Regions from separate parts of the Homo sapiens genome. Here region 2 is linked to region 1. Evidence: chromatin contacts called from ENCODE Hi-C or POLR2A ChIA-PET data. All regions are on one chromosome and are shown on one strand. The core of a region is the stretch at or near the end of the contact, and the rest is flanking DNA. Distances in the headings are between cores, read along the strand shown. Region 1 overlaps ITPK1 (inositol-tetrakisphosphate 1-kinase). Region 2 has its middle 33 kb from the start of MOAP1.

Region 1 (7,006 bases), core at 1,592-4,091:
CATGGTTTAGCAGGTTTGGGACATTCAGTAAATACTTAAAGTCAAGTGCCCCATGAGCACAGTTCCTGAACAGCTGGATGTAAATAGGGTTTCAGTTCCCACTCATTTTGAATTCAGCTGGAAAGCTACATTTGAGAGAATACTATGGCACTTCCCTTTTAAAAAGTAGCATTCATTTTAGGAAGCAAAGCATTCAAGAGCTGTGCACCTCCTTCTTTCCCTCGCAAAGTCACTGTCTTAAACACCTTCCCCATCCTGCATGAATTGGGCCCAGCCCAGCCTCTCCCACTCTGGTGGCCCTTGGGGAGCCGGCCCGGGTGTGTGTGGCCTTGCTCTGGAGAGGGTGTGGGACTCCCGAGAACTGGCCCATGGTCACACAGTGGAAATGTGGGAGGGGAACTTGCCTCGCTCCAAGCCGAGTGCTCCCCACTCACCACTGGCCAAAGCCTCCTTGTGAACAGGCCTTTCCTCCCGGCTGCGGCCCACGGTGTGTATTAGAGTGGCCAGGCCATACCTGTGGGGCCCTTTGAGTCTTTCTGGGGCTTCGTCTTGCTGCTCTGAGCCTGCTCAGAAAGCAGCTGCCCTTGTGGCCTGCATCTCCCCAGCAGAGCCTCATGGGCTGGTTTCTGTAGGCCCATCCTCTGGATGGCCCCTGGGAGTGCTCCCACAGCCATTTTTAGGGTTCGGTGGGGTGGATCTGAGATTCGTGTCAGAGATCCCGTGGAGCCGTGGAGCGTCAAGAATCACTCTCACAAGGGAGCTCCAGACTCCAGACCCCGCTCCGCATCCCCCCACCCCTCCAGGCCCTTGAGTGCTGGGTGCCCCACCCTGTTAATTGCTCATGATGTTCCAGGGCACACCTGTGGCAGAGGCCACCTGCAGACTCAGCTGCCCCAGAGGGTGAATCGGGACCCACAGGCCAAAGGCCCTCCCAGACAGCTTCAGGGAGATGTCTTCGTTCCAAACCTCTCTCGCCGTCAGAATCTTCACTGATACTTAGGCCCCCACCACTGGGCCTGTTCTTCCTCTCTGACTTGCTCATTGTCCTGCTTATTTTAAGTCTGTCTTGTTTTTAAGTAGTTGGTTCTATGAAGGTAGAGATTTTGGCAGCTTTATTTACTGCTGAAACCCCAGTGCCTATACCAGTGCACATAGGAGCTCAAAAAAGAATCTGTTAGTGGCTGGGTGTGATGGCTTACACCTGTAATCCCAGCACTTTGGGAGGCTGAGGCGGGCAGATTGCTTGAGGTCAGGAGTTCAAGACCAGCCTGGGCAACATGGTGAATACCTATCTCTACTAAAAATACAAAAATTAGCAGGGCATGGTGGCAGGTGCTTGTTATCCCAGCTACTTGGGACGCTGAGGCAGGAGAATTGCTTGAGCTCGGGAGGTGGAGATTGCAGTGAGCCAAGATTGCACCATTGCACTCCAGCCTGGGTGACAGAGCTGGACTCTGTCTCAAAAAAAAAAAGTATGTTAGTGGATCAATAACTGCCTGGTGGTTTTTGGAAGCCTTTTTCATGTCCCTATGGCTCAGCCAAAGCCACTTGTGACTCTGGAATGCTCTGGGCCAGGAAGGAAACCCCAGGGGTGGGGGAGATGGGGAGAGAGTTAGGTGGTAAGTCCCAGGTTCCGGAGGGGCTTGTGGGCAAGTCCTGAGCATCTGCCCTGGCCAGGCCTGTGCTGGGTGCTGGTCCTTGCCGGCATGTACACCTGCAGGAGGTGAAGGCAAACCAGCTCTCAGATGCACTGGAAATGCTGCAAGGTGTGACTAGAGCCAGGAAACCTGCAAACAGGAGAGAACTATGGCGCAGTGGCTGCAGCCACTTTAGCACTCTGTGGTCAGAGAAGGCCTCTCTAAGGAGGCGACATTCAGCAAGAGGGGCCTAGAGCTCTCTCCAGGAGCTAAAGGACCCACAGGGTGGACGGTGTCCACTTTGTAGAGGCCACACACCCTGGCCTCTACCATAAGCCTTATAAGCCTCTGCCATAAGCCCTGGGTTCCATGTGGATTGGAGGGCAGGCAGCTCTGGGCAGAACTGAGGCCGGTTTCCACCTTAGACAGGGTGGTTCAAGGAGGTGTCGGGGTGTCCTTCTAGAGCCTTGTTTCCTGACAGTGTGACCTTCCTCCCATCCGAGGGAGGCTGCAGTTATGCCCTCGGGGCCAGGGATAGGAAGACAAAATGCTCCCCGTGGGTCTGGTTCAGTCCAGCCTTTGTGTTCTGGAAATGAGCCGCTCTGGGCTGTGGGGTGGTGGGGTGGATGGGGTGGTAGTGGGTGGGTCAGCTGACCTTTCTCAAGAATCAGGTTAGGTCTCAGGTGCCCAAGGGAGCCGAGGGAAGCCGCGCCTGACCTGTGTGCTCTTTGGCAGTCATCGATCTTCCTCCAAGTTACTTGTTTGCCAAACTTGCCCAACAAAAGAGACACCAGGGGATGGGCGTGGTGGCTCACGCCTATAATCCCAGCACTTTGGGAGGCTGAGGCGGGCGGATCACCTGAGGTCAGGAGTTCAAGACCAGCTTGGCCAACATGGTGAAACCCAGTCTCTACTAAAAATACAAAAAATCAGCTGGGTGTGGTGACTGGCACCTGTAATCCCAGCTGCTCGGGAGGCTGAGGCAGGAGAAACGCTTGAACCCGGGAGGTGGATGTTGCAGTGAGCCGAGATCGCGCCACTGTACTCCAGCCTGGGTGACATGAGTGAAACTCTGTCTCAAAAAAAAAAAAAAAAAACCCCACAAAAATTAGCCAGGCGTGGTGGTGGGTGCCTGTAATCCCAGCTACTACTCGGCAGGCTGAGGTGGGAGAATCGCTTGAACTCAGGAGGCGGAGGTTGTGGTGAGCCGAGATTGCGTCACTGCAGTCCAGCCTGGTGACAGAGCAAGACTCCGTCTCCAAAAAAAAAAAAAAAAAGCTCCAGGGGCACTGGGGAGAAGGGAGAAGTACACATCCTGAAGTCTCCCTTCCCTGTGAGATGAAGATTCTCCTGGGAAGGGGGCTGGGGAGCTCCTTGTGAAGTACCCTGATGATTTTTATGGGAAACTACTCACTGTCATTTCATGAAGTGCCTCAGAAGACCTTACCCCAAAACTGTCAGGCGTGGGGAAGCACCGAGTTAGCCAAGGCTGAAGCAGTGTGTTTCAGACTTCTCAGGGGCAGGTCCCCTCCAGGAGGTTTGCTGGAGCCAGAGGTTCCCAGGCTGGCTCCTGGGTCTCTGTACCCTGAGCTCACTGTGGGAATCTCCAGTCTGGCACCGTTCACCTGAGGCCTCACTGGAGCCCCCTCATGCAGGAGGGAGACATGGCAGGGGCACCAGGTCGTCAGCCCAGCCCAGTTCTACCTGCTGTTGCTACCTTTTGCCAAATTCCTTCTCAAAAGAAGCCTTTTCAGATTTCTTGCCTCTGGCTGCTGGTTTGCCCGGAGTGTATAGAAAGGAGCTAGTTTTGCACAAGAGACATTCCTGGGACCGATCTGGCCAGATAGACACTTGTGGCGTTTTCCTCAGCAGTTTACGCTGCAAACCCATGGACTCCTCAGCAACCATTCTTATTAGCCTGGGGTCACTCTGGGCGCTCTTGGAGCCCAAGCCAGAAACTGGGACTCTGGGTTTGTTCAGGCGGCCTGCTGTGCTTTGGCAGGGCTGTGTTGCTTCCTCTCTGCCCCCTTGTACATTCATGGCTCATGCCAGATCTCAGAGGATCCTGAGAACCTACCATGGGGGTCAGGCACTATTGCAGATGGGATAACTACCCTCCAGGATGGCTGAGGGGTCTCCATTTGCTAGATGAGGGCCCTGAGACTCAGGGAGAGGCCAGGTGCTGTGAGCAGCACAGCTTGGATTCACCCTCAGGGATGGGTGACTCCTGAAACCATGCTGTTTCCACTCCGCCAGGTTGCCTTTGTCTTCAACACAGCATCCAGCTGCCGTCGATCGATGTCAGGAAAATCAAGGAGTTCTGTTCTTTTTTTTTTTGAGATGGAGTTTCGCTATTGTCACCCAGGCCGGAGTGCAAGGTGTGATCTTTGTTCACTGCAACCTCCACCTCAGCCTCCCCAGTAGCTGGGATTACAGGCACCCGCCATCACACCCAGCAAATTTTTGTATTTTTAGTGGAGAAGATGGGGTTTCACCATGTTGGCCAGGCTAGTCTCAAACTCCTGACCTCAGGTGATCTGCTCAACTTGGCCTCACAAAATGCTGGGATTACAAGTGTGAGCGACCGCGCCCTGCCTCAAGGGGTTCTTTTCTGAGCATCCTTTGTGTGCAGTTGTTGGGCCCAGGAGGATAGTGCATGGTGGAGATGGCAGTGAAGTTGGAGCATGAGACTTGTCCTGAGCCTCTGCCCTCCCAACTGTAAGGTGGGTGCAGTGCACCCGCCCTAGGGCCAAATGATAGGATTCCCCCTCCACCCAAGAGGCCACCTCACCTGCCCTCCTACCCGCCCAAGGCAGGGCCTGGGGCCTCTGACACATCTCTGCTGGGAGCTGCCACCCATCTTTTTCTGGGGGATCCTCCAGTGGTCAGCTTGCTGCTTCCTGGGCAGGGCGGGGCATGGTAGATGGGTGCAGAGAGAACCCTCCTGTGGCAGTTTCACTTTCATTTCTGCCTCACACCCTGTTTCCATCCAACAGTCAAGGGCTGGGCTGCGGAGGTGAGGAAACATCCGGTCTCCACCCTGGGGTACTTGTCCTAGTGCAGGTTCCCAGGCCTCCCCCTCCCCTGGAATGAATCTGGGGTGGGCCGTGGCATCTTCTTTTTAAAAAACACCCCATTCATTCCTTTATGCACTTACATGCCACATACTTACTGAGTGCCTGCTGTATGCTGGGCACTCCTGGGTTCTGGGGATTGATACAGCAGTGAGCACCACAGTCTCCTGGAGCCCCAGGGTCAGTCTTAGGGAGAGCTTCAGGGCAGTTGTCTCACCACTGGGAGCTCTTGCCCACAGTGTGCTGGGTCACGTACCTCTCAGGGTCCTGGGCTCGTGAGTTTCTTCTTCTTCTTATTTTTTTTTTGAGATGGAGACGGAGTCTTGCTCTATTGCCCAGGCTGGAGTGCAGTGGTGCAATCTCACTGCAACCTCTGCCTCCCGGGTTCAAGCGATTCTCCTGCCTCAGCCTCCTGAGTAGCTGGGATTACAAGCACGCGCCACCACGCCCGGCTAATTTTTGTATTTTTAGTAGAGATGGGGTTTCACTGTGTTGGTCAGGCTGGTCTTGAACTCGTGATCTGCCCGTCTCAGCCTCCCAAAGTGCTGGGATTACAGGCGTAAGCCACCATGCCCGGCCCTATTTTTCTTTTTTTCTTTCTTTCTTTCTTTTTTTTTTTTTTTTTTGAGATGGAGTCTTGCTTTGTCGCCCAGGCTGGAGTGCAGTGGCGCGATCTTGGCTCACTGCAAGCTCCGCCTCCCAGGTTCATGCCATTCTTCTGCCTCAGCCTCCCGAGTAGCTGGGACTACAGGCGCCTGCCACCATGCCCGGCTAATTTTTTGTATTTTTAGTAGAGACAGGGTTTCACCGTGTTAGCCAGGATGGTCTCGATCTCCTGACCTCGTGATCCGCCCACCTCGGCCTCCCAAAGTGCTGGGATGACAGGCATGAGCCACCACTCCCAGACTTGTTTCTGTCTTTTTTGCCGTTGTTGTAGAGACAGGGTTTCACTGTGTTGGCCAGGTTTGGCTGTAACTCCTGAGCTTGATCGATCGCCCGTCTCAGCCTCCCGAAGTGTTGGGATTATAGGCTTGAGCCACTGTGCCTAGCCAGCCTATTTTCTTTTTCTTTTTTGTTAGTCTTGCTCTGTCATCCAGGTTGGAGTGCAGTGGTGTGATCTTGGCTCACTGCAACCTCCACCTCCCAGGTTTAAGTGATTCTCGGACCTCAGGTGATCCTTCCACCTCAGCCTCCCAAAGAGTTGGGATTACAGGTGTGAGCCACCACGCCCAGCCCAGCCTATTTTCTTTAAGATTTTAAAGTCCTAACATTCGTCATGGGATCCTTGAAAAGAAAAGGAATTATGGCCTTGCCACTAGAGGCCTTTGCCGCCTCCCTGCAGGAAGGTGTGTCCCGCGGCATTGGGATCGTGTTGGAGAAAGGTTTTGCTTCCTGCACAGTCAGCTCCCAAGCACCCTTTTTATCACCTTGACCTGGGCGCAGCCAAGCCGTGGCCTGTGCTTGCGGAGATTTGGGTGCCCCATCCTCTCGCTGCTCTGGGGAAGCCTGTAGCTGTGGAGAGGCCAGTCCAGGCCCCAGCTTCTGACCTTTGTCTACATATCAGGAGGAGCCCTCCTGGTGAGGAATGTGCCTCGTTCTTTTGGGGGAGCTGACGAGGTGCCTGTAGTGTGGAGGGTTAGGGGCAGGGGAGTCCCTCCAGAAATGCACTTAAGCTTGCAGAGTCACCCTGCCCTGCATTGTTAAGTGGTATAAGGACAGTTAGCTCCAGAAACAGCAGTGGCTCCTGTCTCTGGAGCTCTAGCTTCATGCCTGACATGGTGCTGAGCGCTAACATGTGGCTCTTTGAAGCTGTCAGTCCGTATGTGGAGACTGAGGCTCAGAGAGGGTAAGTGACTTTCCCGGGGTTTCATAGCCGATCACCCTGGGGGTGGGGTTCAAACATCAGTTTGCACAGTGCCGCGATCTCAGGTCACTGCAACCTCCACCTCCTGGATTCAAGCGATTCTCCTGCCTCAGCCTTCCGAGTAGCTGGAGTCACAAGCGCACGCCTCCACGCCCAGCTAATTTTTTGTATTTTTAGTAGAGATGGGGTTTTGCCACATTGGCCAGGCTGGTCTCGAACTCCTGACCTCAAATGATCCACTTGGCTTGGCTTCCCAAAGTGCTGGCATTACAGGCGTGAACCACCGTGCCCGGCCTCGGCTTCTTACTAGGTGGATGACTGTGGGTGTGTTTCAGCTCCTCTCTGGGCCTTAATTTCCTTGTCAGTAAGAGGTGACCTTGTGCTCATGCATAGGAGGGGGTCAGCACATGCAAACTTCCCTTCTGTGCAGG
Region 2 (7,006 bases), core at 3,245-5,744, 45 kb before region 1:
TCCCCAGGAATATGGCTGCTGATCCCACTTGAAAAAGCACCACCCTGAGTTACCTGGGGAGGGGAATTAGGATGAAAAGAGAGATTGCTCAGGGGCCATGTGCACGGGCCTTGGAAGTACCCACTGCTGAGCTGCAGAAGCAGCTTGGGAAGACCCTAGTTGATGAAAGAAATTGGGGGTGAGTTTCCAAGGACAAGTGTAGGCCCCTCATTTATATGTGAGGAAGTGGGCCTCCTTTAGGAAGCCTGGGGCAAACCTGGCCAGAGTGGGGCTCCTTCTGGAAGCAAACCCCATAAGATGTACGATTGCCTTTCTTTTTTAAAAAAGTTTTTATTTATTTTTGAGATGGAGTCTCGCTCTGTTGCCTAGGCTGGAGTGCAGGGGCACAATCTTGGCTTACTGCAGCCTTGAACTCCTGGGCTCAAGTGTTCCTCCCATCTTAGTGTCCTGGGTAGCTGGAACTACAGGTGTGCACCACCACACCTGGCTCCTTTTTTAAAAACATTTTTAAATTTATTTTTTGTTTATTTTATTATTATTTTTGAGATGGAGTCTCACTCTGTTGCCCAGGCTAGAGTGCAGTGGCACGATCTCAGCTCACTGCAACCTCCACCTCCTGGATTCAAGTGATTCTCCTGCCTCAGCCTCCCAAGTAGCTGGGATTACAGGCATGTGCCACCACACCTGGCTAATTTTATGTATTTAAGAGAGACGGGGTTTCACCATGTTGGTCAGGCTGGTCTCGAACTCCCGACCTCAGGTGATCCACCCGCACCGGCCTCCCAAAGTGCTGGGACTACAGGCGTGCGCCACCACACCCAGCATTCCTTTTTTTTTTTTTTTTTTTTTTTTTTTAAAGTAAAGATTGGGTCCTGGTATGTTGCTCAGGCTGGTCTGGAACTCATGGGCTCAAGTGATCCTCCCGCCTCAGCCTCCCAAAGTGTTGGGATTACAGGAGTGAGCCACCACACCCGGCCTGTATGATTGCCTTTCCACTGCTCCTCCTTGAAGCATGAGCTGCAAACTTCTTTAAAAAGGCTAAAATGAGGCCGGGCATGGTGGCTCACGACTGTAATCCCAGCAAATTTTGCAGTAGCACAATCTCAACTCACTGCTGCCTCCGCCTTCTGGGTTCAAGCGATTCTTCTGCCTCAGCCTCCCAAGTAGCTGGGACTAGAGGTGAGCACCACCACGCCCAGCTAATTTTTGTATTTTTAGTAGAGATGGGGTTTCACCATGTTGGCCAGGATGGTCTCGACATTGTGATCCGCCTGCCTCGGTCTCCCAAAGTGCTGGGATTACAGGTGTGAGCCACTGCACCCGGCCTTCACTTTTTTTTTTCTAGAAAGCATAACTCAGTGGCACTCCACTTCTTTTTTGAGGTATAAATTTCCTTTCCTTGGCTAGGCACAGTGACTCATGCCTGTAATCCCAGCACTTTGGGAGGCCTAGGTGGGCAGATCACTTGAGGTCAGGAGTTCGAGACCAGCCTGGCCAAAATGGTGAAACCCTGTCTCTACTAAAAATACAAATATTAGCCAGGCATGGTGGTGCACACCTGTAGTCTCAGCTACTTGGGAGGCTGAGGCAGGAGAATCGCTTGAACCTGCGAAGCAGAGGTCGCAGTGAGCCACAATGGCACCATTGCACTCCAGCCTGGGTGACAAGAGTGAGACTCCATCTCAAAAAAAAAAAAAAAAAGAAGAAGAAAAAAAGAATCCCTTCATTTCAAAATTGGTGGAACTCTGAATTGTACACTGTTTATGATGGTCCCACGGGGTGGTACCACTCTAGCAGGTAAACAGAAATATACATCCTATCCCAAGTCAGCCACTGGGAACAGCAGCGTCCAGGTGTGCTGGGACTCAGGCATGTGGAGCTTCATTGAGTGGTCCCGGACATGCTCCAGCTAACAAGCGCATCATCAGTGTTGTAATCACTTCTGCAGAATGGTTAGCTGAGACAAAGTGCTGCGAGGAAGTGCTCCGATCCCTGTGAGAGCACTTGTTGTAATTTATGTGTGAGCATTTTGCAAAATACTAGCAGTGATGCAGAGAGCAAAGGCTCAACGAAAGCAAAACAATACTACAATGGCAGTAGAATTTGTGTTCTAAGGATCATGCCCCCAACTGTAGAGTTATTCTTATGAGAAATTATTCCTGAGTTTTTGAGTTGTAAATGATAAAGTCTTCAGAAACCTGCCATTCTCATGAAATGTAATTGACTCGATCAGATTCTGATCCCTAGGAGATGACCTCGGCTGGAAAGGAAGTACTGCCCTCCCAGCCTTTCCCATATAATCTGGGACTCCAGGATACAGGAGAAGAAACTAACAACTTTTTTATGCTTACTCATCTTCTCAATTTTTTTTTTGAGACGGAGTCTTGCTCTGTTGCCCAGGCTAGAGTAGCGTGGCAAGATCTTGGCTCACGGCAACCTTTGCCTCCCGGGTTTAAGCGATTCTCCTGCTTCAGCCTCCCGAGTAGCTGGGATCACCAGCGTGCGCCACCATGACCCCCTAAGTTTTGTATTTTTAGTAGAGGTGGGGTTTCGCCATGTTGGCCAGGCTGGTCTCGAACTCCTGACCTCAGGTGATCCGCCCGCCTCGGCCTCCCAAAGTGCTGGGATTGCAGGCATGAGCCACCACGCCCAGCCTCACCTTCTCCCATCTAACCCTTGGAGCGCTACCTGATTCCATCATCTTCTCCACCTACCACTCATCCTTTGTCAAGTGTTTTTTTTTTTTTCTTCAACAGATGAGGAGACTGAAGCTCTGGTAGGTTAAGTTGCCCAAGACCACACAGCTGGCCATCAGTACAACTGGGATTTGAACCTAGGTCATCTTGACACCAAAGCACACCCTGTGTTGTCATTTCCACCATCAAAAACTTGGCAGGAGGGTCAAGCACCGTGGCTCATGCCTGTAATTACAGCACTTTGGGAGGCTGGGGTGGGAGGATCACTCCAAGCCAGGAGTTGGAGACCAGTCTGGGCAACATAGCGAGACCCCATCTCTACAAGAAAAAAGGAGCTGGAAGTGGTGGTGCCTGCCTGTAGTCCCAGCTACTTGGGAGGCTGAGATGGGAGGATCACTTGGGTCCAGGAGGTTGAGGTTGCAGTGAGCTGTGATTATACCACTACACTCCAGCCTGTGTAACAGAACAAGACCCTCTCTAAATCTAAAAAAAAAAAAAAGAAAAAAAAAACCCAACAGGAATAAACAGGTGTCTCCCTGTGATGAGGGTACAGGGAAGGTATTTCTCAATAAGATATCATTATTCTTTCATAAATTATTCGAACATTAGGAAGCACCCTTGAATGGGATGATTTTGAAGATTGTATAGGTGGAAACGGTCACACCTTCTCTCCAGACATAATGTTACCATCATGTGGTTAACATGGCAATGGTATGTATGTCAATCAGCAAACTCAATCAGTGATTCACTTGCAAGATTTTATTTTAGTGCGTCAGCAGACGTTTCATTTCATGGAGTCAAGGAGAGGTTGATGCAGGCAGGGCAGGAAATTGCAACACAGGGGCCAGGCGCGGTGGCTCACGCCTGTAATCCCACCACTTCGAAAGGCTGAGGCAGGCAGATCACTTGAGGACAGGAGTTCGAGACCAGCCTGGCCAACATGGCAAAACCCCATCTCTACTAAAAATACAAAAATTAGCCAGGCATGATGGTGCATGCTTGTAATCCCAGCTATTTGGGAGGCTGAGACATGAGAATCGCTTGAACCCAGGAGGCGGAGGTTGTAGTGAGCCAAGATTGTGCCACTGCACCCCAGCCTGGGCGACAGCGTGAGACTCTGTTTCAGGGAAAAACAAAAACAAAAACGAAAATTGCAACACAGGCTGCAAGGGCAAACTGTCAAATGTTTCCTGATTCTCTGGGAAACTGCAAGGTTATTTATCTATCCACTCGCCAAACACAAATGACGAAATAAAAGCATGAGACCCTGGATAATTTACCCATTGCCAGATTACAGGCCAGCACTACCTTATAAAACAGCGTAATTCTGAAAGTGAAGTAGCTGTGTTCTCGATTAAATTGAAAGTAGAAATCAATTGAATTGCATAAGCATAATTCTAGGGGACTTACATAACACATTTTTCTTTTCGAAATCCTTTTACATTTGTTATCTTATCTCTGCACAACCTCCCTACTTTGGACAAACTTTTATTATAGCACTTATCACCCTGTAGTTAATGTTTAGTGTACATGTCTGTCTTCCCATTGGTTTATAACCTTCTTCAGGGCAGAGACCCTGCCGTATTTATGCATCTATAAAGCCCTAGCACTTGGTAAGGTATGAGTTAGGACTTGTTTTGTTAGGAAACTGACAGAAACCCACTGGATGCAGTTTAAGCAACAAGCGAGCTTTGTTTCAAGCAGCTCCAGGGCAGGGATGCAGCCACGTCTAGGATGACTGGGTACCAGGCTCTCTCACATTTCCTCATCTCCCTGCCTGCCTCATTAACACCTCTGCAGAAGTGTCTTTCATTGCTTCCTGGTCCACTGAAAACCTGGCTGCCAACATATCCTGAGTTAACGTGCAACTTGCCCAGCCCTGCATTGACAGCCTCAATCACCGTCTGGGCCCCGACCTCCCCAGTCTCCTCAGGCCTAGGCTCTGATTGTTCCGCCTCAGTGAGGTGTTCACCTCTAGTCCATTCAACGGCCAGAGGGCTGTTCCTATGGTAACCATGTGCCCGGGCAGGAAGGAAGAAGGCACAGTTCCCAGAAAAAAAGGGAGAAGGGGCAGGGCAGCTCAAACAATAAGTGGCTACGTCCGTGTGTATATACTTGGTGCTCTATAAATGCTCACTGTGATCTGCCTTGCTCTGAATGCTGCTGCAATGCCCGCCTTCTTTTAGTTCCGCAAACACACGTGCTCTTTCTGGCCTCAAGGGTTCCCATGTGTGGTTTTCACTTCCCGATGGCTCTTCCCTGTCTGCACCCCTTGGCCTGGCTGATGTCTACTCTTCCTTTGGGTTAGCATCTGGACTTGCCACCTCTTTAGAAGGCCTTTCCTGACCTGTGCCCAGAATACCCTGTACTCGCTTTCTTTCTCTCTTTTTCTTTCTTTCTCTCTCTCTCTCCTTCCTTCCCTCCTTCTTTCTTTCTTTTCTTTTTTTCAGTCTCACTTTGGCTTACTGTGATCTGCCTTGCTGGAGTGCAGTGGCACCATCTCAGCTCACTGCAACCTCCGTCTCCCGGGTTCAAGCGATTCTCCTGCCTCAGCCTCCCAAGTAGCTGGAACTACAGGCATGCACCACCACGCCCGGCTAAGTTTTTATATTTTTTAGTAGAGATGGGGTTTCACCTTGTTGGCGCACCACCATGCCCGGTTAATTTTTGTATTTTTAGTAGAGACAGGGTTTTACCTTGTTGGCCAGGGCAGGTCTCGAACTTCTGACCTTAAATGATCTGCCACCCTTGGCCTCCCAAAGTGCTGGGATTACAGGCATGAGCCAGTGCTTCTGGCCACCCTGTGCTATTTCTTCAAAACCCTCACCACCTTGCAGTTACTTGTTTAATTCCTGCCTGTCAGTTCCAGGGCTGCCAGCAGTCCCTGCAAAGGAATTAGCCGGCAACCTGCCGGGGTGAGGGTGGCGGGGAGTTAATGCGCCATGAAGCAAACCTTTGACTGATGGGAGATGGGGAAAGTGGATACATTCTGGCCCTTTTCATCCTCAATGGACTTTCAAGAGGAGGAGCCTCATAGCCACTATGGTTCCTTCTCTCCTCTCTCCCATGGTCTCTCCTCGGTGCTCTCTGCGATGGCCCTCACTTATAGAGTAGGATCAAACAGGCCTTTACCTCAAGGTTTCTGGGAACCCAAGCCAAGTTACCAACTCTGGCTGGCGTTAAGTAGAAACTTCCGTGTACGAAGCACAGTGCTGAAGCGATGCGTGAGGAGGCCCCTCTGCCCACCTCTGGGCTTTGCTTTCCTCCACATTAGGCAGCCTCTCCCTCCACGGAAGCAGTTTGCCACCAGCAGCTCCGGCTTTTTCCTAAGTGCAAATGATGTTCCTTTCCCATAGTTTCAGCCTAAGTCCTGGGCTCTGCCTCGCAGACTCTGATTGGTCCATAGAGGGACATGTGTTCTCCTTGGACCCAATCGCTGTGGGGGGTGGACACCGACCTTGATCTCCAGGTATGCATTTTTCAAGCGTCAGGAGCAGTGGTACCAGGAATAGGGAGCAGATGAGGCCCAGGAATTGCAAACAGGGTGTGGTATGGGAGAAAGGACCAACACAGAAGATAAGGATCCCTGGGGCCATCTTGGAGGCTGCCTTCCACAGCTCCCCGTTGAGTCCTCTGGGGATCAGCCCTATCTACCTACTTCCTGCAAAACTTTTTCCATGTTGTATTATTGATGCTTTGCCTTATTTCCAGATTGCAAACTCTTTGAGGGCAGCGACTAAATCTTGTTCATCTTTCCTTTCGTTTTTAGCCCCTAGAATTTCTTTCTTTTTCTTTTTTTTTTTTTTAAGACAGAGTCTCACTCTGGCTGGAGTGCAATGGCGTGATCTCGGCTCACCGCAACCTCCTCCTCCCAGGTTCAAGCGATTCTCCTGCCTCAGTCACCCGAGTAGCTGGGATTACAGGCATGTGCCATCACGCCCGGCTAATTTTTTATTTTTAGTAGAGACAGGATTTCTCCATGTTGGTCAGTCTGGTCTCGAACTCCTGACCTCAGGTGATCCGCCCGCCTCGGTCTTCCAAAGTGCTGGAATTACAGGCGTAAGCCACCACGCCTGGGCCAAAATTTCTAATATAGAATATATATTTAATAAATGTCAAAATAGGCTGGGTGCAGTGGCTCACACCTATAATCCCAGCACTTTGGGAGGCCGAGGTGGGAGGATCGCTTGAGTTGAGGAGTTTGAGACCAGCCTGGGCAACAAAGTGAGACCTTATCTCCACAAAAGATTAAAAAATTAGCGGAGCATAGTAGCGTGTGTCTGTGGTCCCAGCTACACAGGAGGCTGAGG

The links. A loop is a pair of places that touch in the nucleus more often than their neighbours do. ChIA-PET counts read pairs that join two places held with the same protein, here RNA polymerase II (POLR2A). Pooled maps may share reads with other maps.
Region 2: a map of CD14-positive monocyte shows a loop between it and region 1 (2.3-fold over the local background). The contact joins two enhancer-like sites. A Hi-C loop is called at or near these places in 9 of 168 maps with a recorded cell type or tissue (CD14-positive monocyte, Caco-2, Calu3 and 6 more), 24 of 37 single-sample maps with no recorded cell type and 12 of 50 pooled maps. POLR2A ChIA-PET finds 5 or more read pairs at or near these places in 8 of 52 experiments (BJ, GM12878, HEK293 and 5 more).

The regions. Positions count from the first base shown.
Region 1 is chr14:93,101,431-93,108,436 of GRCh38, reverse strand. All of the region lies in intron 2 of ITPK1 (inositol-tetrakisphosphate 1-kinase), which reads left to right. Among named protein-coding and RNA genes, the nearest start is that of ITPK1, 11 kb to the left of the region's middle. Within about 2 kb of position 2,841, at least 5 of the 41 ENCODE cell types and tissues checked have a DNase peak (open chromatin) inside an H3K27ac peak, as active enhancers do; they include CD14-positive monocyte, where a contact is called at or near this core.
Region 2 is chr14:93,148,284-93,155,289 of GRCh38, reverse strand. No RefSeq gene overlaps it. Among named protein-coding and RNA genes, the nearest start is that of MOAP1, 33 kb to the left of the region's middle. Within about 2 kb of position 4,494, at least 7 of the 41 ENCODE cell types and tissues checked have a DNase peak (open chromatin) inside an H3K27ac peak, as active enhancers do; they include CD14-positive monocyte, where a contact is called at or near this core.